2 separate regions of the Homo sapiens genome follow, and region 1 is linked to region 2. The links are chromatin contacts, found by POLR2A ChIA-PET in ENCODE. All regions are on one chromosome and are shown on one strand. The core of a region is the stretch at or near the end of the contact, and the rest is flanking DNA. Distances in the headings are between cores, read along the strand shown.

Region 1 (6,110 bases), core at 2,783-5,282, about 16 Mb before region 2:
CTTGCTTGGTAGAGAAGATGCTCCAAATGTGCTCTTATTGCTCCATAGGTGGTTATTCAGTTATGTACATAATTCAGTGTTATCAGTCAGCTTGGGTAGCTGTAACAAAATACCACAGACTGGATGGCTTAAACAACAAAAAATTATTTTCTTACAGTTCTGGAGGCCGGAAGTCTGAGATCACGGAGCTGGACTTTTATACATCCACACCGGTCAGTCATTAGCAAAGCACTACCTAGGAAAATGTAAATTTTCAGGCACTTCCCACTCTCTGTGCACATGGACAGAGCTGCTGTCTTCAGTCAGTTTAAATGGCTCACCGGGCCTGGAGGATTCACTTCCAACATGGCTCACTCACATGGCTGGCAAGACAAGGTGGTGCTGGCTGACAGCCTGGGATAGCGGGTGAGGGGGGATTGAGTTTTCTCCATGTGGGCCTCTCCGTGGGGCCCCTTAGTCTTCTTCGCAGATTGTCATTTGGGTTCCAAGAGTGGATGCGTTAAAAAACAGGAAGTAGAAGCTGCCAGTTTCTTAAGTCCTAGGCCCAAAAACTGGCAGAGGTATTCTATTCATTGGTGAAATCACAAAACCCATATAGATTCAAAAGGAAAAGAAATAGACCCCGTTTCTCTCAATAGGTGAGAAGGAATTCGTACATCTTAATCTGTTACAATCTTCCTTCTAGACACAAACTATTTACATTCCTCTTACATGGAATATACAATCACCCTCTTCTCAAGACCTCCAAATATTCCATCCTGTTAAGCATCAGGCTCAAACTGGCATCCAGAATAACTTAAAAAATTTTGTCAGGCGCGATGGCTCACGCCTGGAATCCCAGCACTTTGGGAGGCTGAGGCGGGCAGATCACTTGCGGTCAGGAGTTCGAGACCAGCCTGGCCAACATAGTGAAACCCTGTCTCTACTAAAAATACAAAAATTAGCTGGGCATGGTGGTGCGTGACTGTAATCCCAGCTGCTCATGAGGCTGAGGCAGGAGAATCGCTTGAACCTGGGAAGTGGAGGTTGCAGTGAGCCGAGATCACGCCACTGCACTCCAGCCTGGGTGACAGAACCAGACTCCGTTTTAAAATATTAAAAAATATTTTAAATTTTGAAATTAATTTTTTGTTAGACAGGGTCTCACTCTGTTGCCCAGGGAGTGCAGTGACATGATCACAGCTCACTGCAGCCTCAAACTCCCAGGCTCAAGCGATCCTCCTGCCTCAGCCTCCTGAGTACCTAGGAGTACAGGTGCCCGCCAGCATGGCCAGATAATGTTTTTTTTCTTTGTAGAGACAGGTCTCGCTATGTTGCCCAGGCTGGTTTTGAACTCCTAGCCTCAAGCCATCCTCCTGCCTCAGCCTCCCAAACTGCTGGGATTACAGTCATGAGCCACCTCACTCAGCCCAGGATAACTCTTGATTACCTATTGTGTGCCAGACACCTACACCTGCTGGACTGTAAAAGCTATGAAAGGATCTTTATCTGTCTTTTAAATTCAAACAAGTACTTGATCCATAATAAATACTCTATACACATTTACCAAATAAGTAATCATTTCTCATTTTTTAACTTAAAAAAACCCCCTAACACTCAGAGAGGATGCAACTTCCAAAGGTTATGCAGTAATAGTAAAATCTGGATTTAAGGCCTATTTGACTTAAAATCCACTCTAAAAGACGTTACATGGTCTATAACTCAGTAGGACTTACCTTGTGTACGAAGGAAAGATGAGTTATAATGACAAAATGAGATGACAAGGCTAAGCTATTAGCTGTGGGAAGGAACAGATGGTAGATGACAGCTTGAAGAAGTCAAAATTTGGTGATTGTCCAAGTGTGGGAAGGACAAAAATGGACAGAGCCAAGGATGATTTTTCAGACTCTAATAAGAGTAGGAGGCCAGGAGAATGATGAAATAGGCAAATTTGGAGAGGGAATGGACATGAGGAGCTCAAGTTCATAAATGGGCTAACCAGCAGGGGAGGCAAAAACCCTAGATCCAGGAATGCTGTATAGATGATAGCTTTTATGTTTTCCTTAAAATTTTTGAAACTGTGGTAAATATACATAAAACCACTTTAACAATTTTTAAGTTCAGTGGCATTCAGTGCAACCATCCTATCTACAAAACTTTTCCATCACCCATTAAACAACTCTCAATTCCCTCCTCCTCTCAGCCCGTAGCAACCACCATTCTACTTTGTCTCTATGAATTTGGCTACTCTAGGTACCTGATATAAATTGAATCATGCAGTATTTGTCCTTCCGTGACTGATTATATATCACTCAGCATATCATCATCAAGATTCATCCATGTGGCAGCAAATGTCAGAATTTCACTCCTTTTAAAGGTTGATTTTCCTGAAACTCTGATTGGAAAAATAAAGGCTGAATATTCCATTGTATGTATATCACATTTTGTTTATTCATCCTTTAATGGACATTTGGGTTGTTTCCACATTTTGGCTACTGTGAATAATGCTGTTACGAACTTTGGTGTACAAATACCTGTTTGAATTCCTGCTTTGAGTATATACCCAGAAGTGAATTTATTATTTAAACATTCTATTTTAAATTACATCCTGTAGTAAGGTGTACACTCCTTTAATGAAGTCTGCTAAAACTAGTTTCCCCAAGTCAACAGGAACCTCTCAAACTGTAATGTGAAATTATCACTGAGTGTTTTTTCTTTTTAGACATGGTCTGGTTCTGTCGCCCAGACTGGAGTGCAGTGGTGCAATCATAGCTCACTGCAGGCTCAGATTCCTGGGGTCAAGTGATCCTCCGGCCTCAGCCTCCCAAACAGTTGGGACCACAGGCAGGCACCACCATGCCCAGCTAATTTCTTTTTTTTTTTGGTAGAGACGGGGTCTCACACTCCGGGGCTCAAGTGATCCCCCAAAGTGCTGGGATTACAGGCGGAAGCCACGGTGCCGGGCCTTATGATTGAATTTTTGAAGCTTATTGTTAGTTATGTACTTCTTTACCTATGACACTAGACTCCCCAAAATGCCAAAAACAAGATTGGTGTAATTTATCATTGTGGTACCCTTAAGCTGTCAGCATAGTGCTTTGCATACAGCAGGCGTTAAATGTTTGAAAATACAGTTCCAATATATCATTTGTGGCATATTAATAGGCTATTAATTCAGTAGCAAAAACACCAGCTTTTGCATCTTTCAAAATATAAGTCAATCTTTTTTCCCTAAAGAAGGCAGCTTCGTCCCTCCCCTCACCCCCCTAATACTCTTCCATCATATACAGGAAAGAAAGTACTTATATATATTAAGTGGAGTCTCCAGAGGGAAGGATGGCAGGATACAATAACTTTTCCAAGAGATCAACAGTTCTATCCACAACACTCGGGGAAAACTATTTCGGGGGTCGGGTGGCGGTGGAGAGGGGGCGTTGGGAGCGGAAAGAACGTTTTTCTGAACGCAGGTGTCACTGGGCCAACTTCACCCAGCCTACATTCCTTTAAGGCCCCCGTGGACTGCTCTGGGATGAAAGCGGAGGCTGACTGGGACTCCAGCCGCCGGCCGCCTCGCGTGGAGCCTTGCTGCTCCTCTTGCCGCCTTCCGCTGGCCAGGACCGTTTTTAGGCCTTTGCCACGCCTCGGGAGCGCCACGAACTCAACAGCCGCCCAAGCCGCCTTCCGGCTCGCGGTCTGCGGACGCGCTCGGAGTTGGGGGCCTTCGCCAACAGCTGCCGTACCGTGCCGCGTCGCAGCCGCACGCTAGCGGGGTCAACGGCGCGGCAGGCGCAGGGGTCCTCGCCAAGGTTCGGAAGAGGACCTTGAAAATGGCTTCTGGGCATGCGCCACAGCGGCCGTTACGAGACGCAAAACCGACGCCTTGGAACTGAGAGCCTAGAGGGACGGAGCTCGGCGCACCATGAGGCTCCCGGGGCCCAAGGCCGACCGTGAGAGCGCACGAGGTTGGCGAGCCCCGCGGGGAGGCCGAGGCGCGGGTGCGGGCGCCGGCGTAGCCGCGGCGGTAGCGTCACGCAGCGAGGCCGTGCGTGCGCGGGCGTCAGGGCGGCGCTGAGTTGAGGACGCTGGCGGCTCCGCGACGAGCTTTGTTTTTTCGGTTGGGCATGCTGCTTACCGCAGGATGATGGAAGCGACGGCCCGTACAAAGACAGAAGCGTTGGTTTCAGTGAGCAGGGTTTCTTTTTCTTTTTCTTTTTTTTTTTTTGAGACGGAGTCTCGCTCTGTCGCCCAGGCTGGAGTGCAGTGGCGGGATCTCGGCTCACTGCAAGCTCCGCCTCCCGGGTTCATGCCATTCTCCTGCCTCAGCCTCCCAAGTAGCTGGGACTACAGGCGCCCGCCACTACGCCCGGCTAATTTTTTGTATTTTTAGTAGAGACGGGGTTTCACCGTTTTAGCCGGGATGGTCTCGATCTCCTGACCTCGTGATCCGCCCGCCTCGGCCTCCCAAAGTGCTGGGATTACAGGCGTGAGCCACCGCGCCCGGCCAGGGTTTCTTAATACAAGTTGGTGACTAACATGTTGCCTAGATTCCAGATTAAAGTCTAGTTGTTGGAGACACATGTGCAATAGAGAACTAAAATTTAAATTCAAGTTCGTGAGTGAATTGAATAGATGTTGGAGCATCTCTAGTTTATCAAGGACACTTTTTTTCCCCCTCGAAATTTCATTTTGACGATGTGTGGAAAAATTTTTGAAAAAATTTGAAGTTGAGGGTCTTAGCAATGAAATGGGCAGAACTCCTAAGATTGCTCCGTTTGTATCTAGTTGAACTATTCATGATAGTAAAGGGAAAGGATGGCTGTTTTCGCTCTTAGTAGGGTTTGACGTAGTGAAAAGTTACGCTTTCTGAGCCTGTTTGCGAATGTCTGAAAAAATACTGGATACATTCTGTGGATTAAATGGTAGTCCACATTTAATCCACAGATTGGCTATTGTGAATAATGCTATGAACTTCGGTGTATAAATATCTGTTCGAGTCCTGCTTTCGTGTTTTTTTTTTTTTTTTTGAGTACTCAGAGGTGAATTCATTATTTACTTTTAAGCGTTCTATTTAAATTATATACTGTAGTAAGGAGTAAGAAAGAGGCTTTCGTTCTTCCCTTCTGAACTAGGCAGCTATTTCTTTCAGGTATCGCTTTACAAAAACGGTTTTGTATTTATTACAGCTGAGTCAGTGCTGATTCTCTCAAATAGAGCTTGAAGGATAAATCTTCATTTTTGTTTCAACAAAACTTCGAAACAAAATGGAAGAAAATAATCTACAGGTAATGCCACCCTTCTTAGCTGCGTCTTTGACTCTTAAGAATTATCACCTGGATGTATTGTGAGATAATTGCAAACAAAATTGATCACATTTAGGTCCTAGCATTTCCCGGGGTGTTGGTTGAGGTAAACAAGGGTATACATAGATGAAAGAGTCACATTTGGTGTATGTAAGTAAAATAAATGTTTTTACTTTTATCACTAGGTGTTAAAGTAGCAAAATCTATTTTAAAAACACTCTAAGTAGTGTTCCCCAATGTGGTTGTGTATATGGATCACCTGGGGATTTTGTTAAGTTGCAGATTCTGTTTAAGGAGGTCTAGGGTGAGGCCCAAGCTTTTGTGTTTCTAAAGTTTCTAGGTGAAGATGCCACTGGTTTGGAAACCACATTGGGAGTACCTAGGGTGTAGCTCCCTGCTGTCCAGTAGCTACACATGGCAAGTGGGCACTTGAAATGTGGCTAGTGGAATTGAGGAACCGAACTTTAATTTTTTTTTTTTTTAAGACAGGGTCTTGCTCTGTTGCCCAGGCTGGAATGCACTTGCCCAGTCACGGTTAACTGCAACGCTGACCACCTGGGCTCATAACTTCATTTTTAATTTTAAGTTTAAAATTGGATATTTGATTACATTATTGGAAAAAAGTATGTTTGGAATAACTTGGGTATGTGCATGTATATTTTAAATGTAAAGTTTTTAAATCCAATACAGACAAGTATTTCTGATGAAGGTTTTGGAACTGAGACGCAGAAGTACAAAATATGTAGCACACTGGATTTTGAAGACTTAATGTGAAAAACAAGAATCTAAAATCTCTTATATTGATTTTATGTAAAAATTATATTTTCGATA
Region 2 (6,361 bases), core at 3,395-5,894:
TCCTTGTTTATATCTTTTACCGTGAGAAACACCAGACCACCATGCCTCCCTCACTTCTCACCTGACCCTCTCAAGGCTCTTCACATCACCTATTCTGAACTCTTCTCAAGACTCCCCAGTTTTTGAGGCTTTTCCACTGTGCCCTCTGTCTATCATCAGCAAAATCCTCTATGTCCTCCAACGCTTCTCTAAATATCTCCTGCACCTTCTTGTCCTAACACCAACCTGGCTCATCCCTGTGGATGCTGTTGTCCCTGCAGCCTTCCCAGCGCCCTCATACCACTGAAGTGGGAGGTAGGAGAGGGCTCTTCCATGCTTCTTTTAAGATATTCTTCCTGCTTCCTCTCTAATTCCTGCCCCTGCCCATTATCTTAAAACTCATGTCCTCTGATGTTGTCACTCACCTTCCTCATTCCTCACCTACTCACTCACAGATCACTGTCTTATCAAGGACTTTAGCTTTTGCTACTGACATCTTCCCCAGCACCTCCTGTCCTAAGTCTTACTGTTTTTAATACGCATGCATATAATCTGTATGACAGTCTGTCCTTGACTCTCTTCCAATGATCCTGCCTCCACATCCCTTAGCCATTCACTGCCATGGTGGCATCCCACCCTAGGTTTAATCACTCCTCCATAGTCTCAATTTCATGGATCCCACTAAAATTACCACATTGTTGTGGTCACCCTGCAGAAGCCAGATGGGCTCCTCCACCTAAAATTTAATTTGGACGTTGAGACTGATGATGTTACACTTGCACCAAGAGGGTGTGAAAAGGTTTATTCACATACTGCAGCTTTCTGGGGAGAGCAGGGCAGGCTCCCAAACTGGTTCAAAAATGGCTTAAGGGAGCAAAGAAAGGAGACTATCTTAGGATGTCATGGTGGTTAAGGGGTAGGACCACGGTGAGGGCTCTCTCACATGGGCTGGGTCTTGCACGGTTTGAACTTCCTGCTGGCATCAAAGGCATCTAGGCTTTCTTATGTTTGCACAGAGGAAACAGGAGTGGCAGGGCTTCAAAGCTGTCAGCACATATAAAAAATGGAGTCAGACTTGCAATATAGATATATATTTAGAGACAGTGTCTCACTCTGTTGCCCAGGTTGGAATATATGGAACGATCATGGCTTGTTGCAACCTCCACCTCCTGGTCTCAAGGGATCCTCCTGCTTCAGCCTCCGGAGTAGCTGGGACTACAGGTGCACATCACACTAAAGAGTTTTGTGACAGTTTTTTGGGGTTTTTAGCCATGCTTGGCTAATTTTTAAATTTTCTATAGGAATGGGATCTCACTATGTTGCTCAGGCTGGTCTTGCGCTCCTAGCCTCAAATGATCCTCCCGTCCCAGCCTCCCAAAGTACTGGGTTTACAGACATGTGACACTATGCCCAGCCTCAGACTATTACATACCTCCTATCTTTCCAGATCATTCTCTCTTTTCCCTAGACTCCTACAACCCCTCAACCCCAGAAGGACTTGCAATTCATTGATCCTACCACCTTTTCACTGTCCTTAAACTCTCCATATCCACTCTTCCCTCCTTAATCATCTTAAGTTCCATGGTGAATCATAATCATGCCCTTGCTTATATCCTCAACTTCCTTGTTCTCCTCTCCTTGCTCTTGTTCCTTTAGTAAAATGTGATTAAACAGAATTTCAGCCTACTCTGGACCTGCTTCCTAGGAGCTAATTATTGCTGGAGAAAGAAGCACACTCATACTAACTTGTCTCACTTAAATTCATGACCATAAACTGAAGTGGGCCCTACATGACACTCAACAAGCACACAATTATTCTCTGGTCCATTGTCTTCTCATTCTCCTAGATGACATTTCACACCTTCTCTTCCCTTTTCACATAATCTTTCCCATCTCCTCCCAGCTGATAGCATTTCTTTCTACATCTCTAAGAAAATTGAAGCAATCAGAAGAGAACTTCCAAAGATTCCTATTTACCATGCCTACCCACCTGCCTGCCTGTTTCCATAGATCAACAGTCTGTACTCGTCTACAAATGATCCTTCCACTTGTGTGTTAGTTTTCAAACGCTTTTTCCCTCTCAAGGACACCACTCCAGCACTTCTCACTTCTTGTTTCTACATGAATTTTCCCTTTTCTTCCGGATCATTCCCATTAAAAACAAGTATTTCTCCCCCTACCACCTTCTTTCTCTCTTTTTTTTTTTTTTTAAAGAAACAGGGTCTCACTCTGTCACCCAGGATGGAGTGCACTGATGCGATCATAGCTCACTACAGCCTTGACCTCCTGTGCTTGGCCTCTCCCCATTTTTTTTCAATCTTCTTTTGACTCTGCTTCTACTGTCCCAGATTTGGGCTCCCCTTTGTAAGAGAACTTCTCAAAAGAATTGTTTGTATTAGCCACCTCCAGTTTCTCTCCTCTCATTTTTTTCTTAAAACCACTCCAATCAAGTTTTTCCTCTATTGCTCCACTGAAGGGTTATCAATGGCCTCCATGTCACTAAATCCAACAGTCAATTCTCAGTGCTCACTCGCAGAGGAGCACTCCCTCTTCCTAGATCCACAAGCTTCACTCGGCTTCAGGGCACCTCACTCGGGTCTCCCACTTCACTGGCTGCTCCCTTTCAGTCTCCTTGGCTGGCTCACCCACTACCCTGTCTTAAAGCTGCATTGGTCCCCAGAGCTCCATCCTCAGTCGTCTTTTATTTACACTCACTTCCTTGGTGATCTTAGGCAGTCTCATGGCTTTAAACGCCATCTAAATGCTGATATCTCTCATATACCTCTAGCTTGGACCACGCTCCTTAATCCTAGACTCATTCATACATACAACTGCCTAATCAAGATCTCCACTTCAATTTCTAATAGATACCTTAAAATGGAACTTCTCCAAAACTGAACTCCTCTTTTGCCTCAAACTTCCTCTATTTGTAGTCTTCCCCATCTCCCTTGGTGTTTTCCCCATAACCTTTATTAGCATTCTTATCCAATTTGATTTTATTGATTACATTTATTATTTATTGCCCCTCTCTCTCACATCCACAAGCGCAAGGATTTTTGTCTGTTTTGTTTATGTAACCGAAACAACTTGAATGGTGCCTGGGTACTCATAAATCTTTATTAAATGAATGAATGAAACCACTAGGATTCATCCTTATCTTACTCAGAAATTACTGTCTCTTGACCCAAACAAAATCAATGAAAAATTGGTTTATCTGCAAGCAATAAAATAAGACCAAGTAGCTGTAGTTCCAGCTACATGGGAGGATGGCTTCAGCCCAGGAGTTTGAGTCCAGCCTAGGCAACATGGTAAGACCCCTCTCAAAAACAGAAAGAACAACCACCACAACAAAAATCACCTAGGTTTAAAACCTGTGTCTGTGTGTGGGTTGAGGGAAGGGGCAGACATGAAGGTATCTCTTCAGAACAAGGCACCTGAACAAGGCTTATGCAAAAACCAAGTGAGAATGAGTAATGGTTTGCTTCTGGGGAAACCCCTTCTCAGAGCAACAGGCCGGAATGAGCTCTAACGGGCCACCTAAACTTTGTTAGCATCACGCTTAAACGTGGTAGGTGGGGTAAAAAGCAGCCAAAAAAAAAAAAAAAAAAAAAAAAGCTGCTTCTTCCATTACAAGTCACTTGGATCAACAGCTGTTCTCCCACTAGGGTGGCTCTTTTTTCCCTTATTTGGAACTCATTGTCAAAAGAAAGACACCACACCCTGTGTTATGTAGCCTTAACCAAGCAGCAGGCCACGTCCCAGGCTCCCTGCCTTCAGGACTGTATTTAATTCGGTGTTTTTGTTTTTGTTTTCTTTTGAAATCAGTGTTCCTGGACGGGGCCAGGAAAACTCTGAAGCTGTCTTAAAAACAATATAAACCAAAAAAGTCGGAATTTTTTAAAAGTACATTTTTAAAAAAAGTTGTAGGCCGTTAGAGGCGAACTGGAGCGTGGTAAGGGGGGCACCGAGTTCAGCAGTGGGGCGCCCTGTCCGCGTTCGAAGCTGAGCCCAGTCCTGGGGGGATGCCCCGGTCTGCGTCTCCAGCTGCGGCAGACACCCCCTTCCCCCGACCGCCACCAAGGGCGAGGGAGGACGAGCCAGTCCCCAGGGAAGGAGCCCCAAGCTTCCCTTGAATTTCCAAACAACCCGTCCAGACACGTCCTGACTCCAGGAGAAGAGTCCATGGGGAGCGTCGGTGCTGCCGGGGCGGGTGGCGGGACGCGCAGCTGGGCGCAGCGCGGGGAGCCGGAAGCCGGAGCAGACTGCGAGGCCAGCGCGGTCCGGGGGTCGCCGCATCAGCCAGCGAGAAGCACGCCCCAATCCGCGCCGAGCGTGCGACACCCCCGCTGCCGCGGCGCCCCCTCCCGCCTCCGCGCGCCTCCCCTTTAAGCTCCAGGCGCAGTCGATTTGTGTCGGCGGAGGCGAGGTGCGACTCCCCTTTATGGCGGAGTCGGCAGCAGCCTCTCTGACAGCCGCGGCGGCCGGCGGGCGAACAGGGCAGGAGGCTGGGCCTCTGGCCTCTCGCCGCCTTCACTGCAGCCGGGCCGAGGGGAGCGCGGCGCGCGCCGCGGCGGGGGCGGGGGAGTGGGCGGGCCCGGCCGGGCAGGGGGCGGGGAGGCGGGGGGAGGCGGGGAGCCCGGCCGCCAGCGCTCGGGTCCGCCTCTGACTGCAGCGCGGCGGGGCGATGTGTGATTACCATGGCGAGGAGTCTCTGTCCGGGGGCCTGGCTAAGGAAACCCTATTACCTCCAGGTAGGCCGGCGGCCGCCCAGCCACCAGCTGCGGGAGCACCCGGCCGTGTGCCCTGCCGCGCCGCGCAGGACTCGCCCGCTCCCCTCCTCCCTCCCTGGGTCTGTGCCCGCCCGAACCCCGCTGCCCCCTGCCGTCCGGCACCTGGCGGCGCGCCCTCCCCAGCCCCCTCAGCGGCTCTGCCGACGCCCCCCACCGCGGCCCTCGCGGCTCCCGCGCCGCGGCCAGCCGGGCTCCAGGGCCCGAGTCGTCCCGCCCGGGTACGCCCTCGCATCCTGAGAGCCCCGAGACGTGACCTGGGTACGACCCCGCGCTCCGGGCATTGCCCGCAGCCCTGCGCCGCTCCAGGCGGAGCTCGACGGGCCGCCTTCTCCCTGGTGTTTTCGGGGCTTTCCCCCCTCCCCCGTGGGCCCCCGCAGGTCGGTTGCCCTTGACTCAGTGTCTTGGGTCTTAAGTCGGTGGTAGGAAAGGTGGTGTAGCATTCCTCCGTGTCTTAGAAAATTATGACAATTTGTCACACCAGTGTTTCCCCAGGCTCCAAAAAGCAGCGTGTGCCTCGTGCCGAGCCCCTTGGTTGGGTCGTTCCATCACACCCAAGATTTAAATGGGAGGTGGAGACCGATAAGCCTGAACCAGGCGGATGGGTGTTTGCTTTTTAAAGGAAAGGGGCTAGTGGCTGGTCTGTGGATCCCAAATACCCTAGTAATGCAAACGTAATTCTCAGTCATGTCGTGTGTACGGTTCGCGTGTTAATTTTTCATGATTTCCCGTTCCACCCTCTGTTCCGCTGCCAGTCTGTGCCTTGGAACCCTACTACTGCCTAAGTGTACTGTTTGGTCACCAGGGGGACCTAGTAGACACCGCGAGTAGCTGAGCGCAAATCCATCACTCCGATGGAAAAACAACTACAAATCAATGCCTTGCGTGGGTCAGCAGTGTTAGCCAACGCTGCATTCAGAGGACAGTATTCCTTTACCGCTTACATTAAAAGGCCAAGAGGTAGATGATTTGGGGTCAGCTGGTGCTTTTATAAATTATGAAAAAAGTTGAGAAGGTAACCATCATGAGGCAAGTAAATCTTACATTTTTGTTTGAAAATTGTATGTGTAAGTCATTACCCTGAAATGAGTGACGTATTGCAAATTGGAAGCATGATTTGACAACCCATGATATTAAGCGTGTACGAATAAAACTGAGTCTTTGTAGCAAGCACCACCAATAGTAATTGTGCACTTGAGTAACACTGTCACAACCCCTTCTAGAATTCAACCCAGGCCAGGTACCTCTGTGTAATCTTTTATGTGAGTTTAAAAAAAAGCTTACCGGCCAGGCGCGATGGCTCACACGTGTAATCCCGGCACTTGGGAGGCCGAGGCGGGCTGATTCCTTGAGCTCTGGAGTTTGAGACCAGCCTGGGCAACATTGTGAAACCCCGCCTCTACTAAAAATACAAAAAAAAAAAAAAAAAAAAAAAAGTTGGTTGGGTGCCTGTGGTCCCAGCTACTCCGGGAGGCTGAAGTGGGAGTATGGCTTGAGCCCCGGAGCGGAGATTGCAGTGAGCTGAGATCACGCCACTGCACTCCAGCCTGGGCAACAGAGTGAGACCTTGCCTCTTAAAAACAAAAACAAAAACA

What was found. ChIA-PET counts read pairs that join two places held with the same protein, here RNA polymerase II (POLR2A).
Region 1: POLR2A ChIA-PET joins it to region 2 with 18 read pairs in activated CD4-positive, alpha-beta T cell. The contact joins the promoter of HENMT1 here to the promoter of DIPK1A in region 2. POLR2A ChIA-PET finds 5 or more read pairs at or near these places in 2 of 52 experiments (B cell and activated CD4-positive, alpha-beta T cell).

Annotation. Positions count from the first base shown.
Region 1 is chr1:108,659,015-108,665,124 of GRCh38, reverse strand. HENMT1 (HEN methyltransferase 1) reads left to right here and starts at 4,032. Exons shown (of 8, transcript NM_001102592.2): 1 at 4,032-4,162; 2 at 5,163-5,261. The coding sequence starts at 5,241. LOC105378890 (a long non-coding RNA gene) reads right to left here and starts at 858. Exons shown (of 2, transcript XR_947679.3): 1 at 156-858. RefSeq lists enhancers at 3,135-3,723, 3,724-4,313 and a silencer at 3,899-4,068.
Region 2 is chr1:92,959,745-92,966,105 of GRCh38, reverse strand. DIPK1A (divergent protein kinase domain 1A) reads left to right here and starts at 4,644. Exons shown (of 5, transcript NM_001006605.5): 1 at 4,644-4,730. The coding sequence starts at 4,677. RefSeq lists silencers at 4,284-4,363, 4,524-5,083.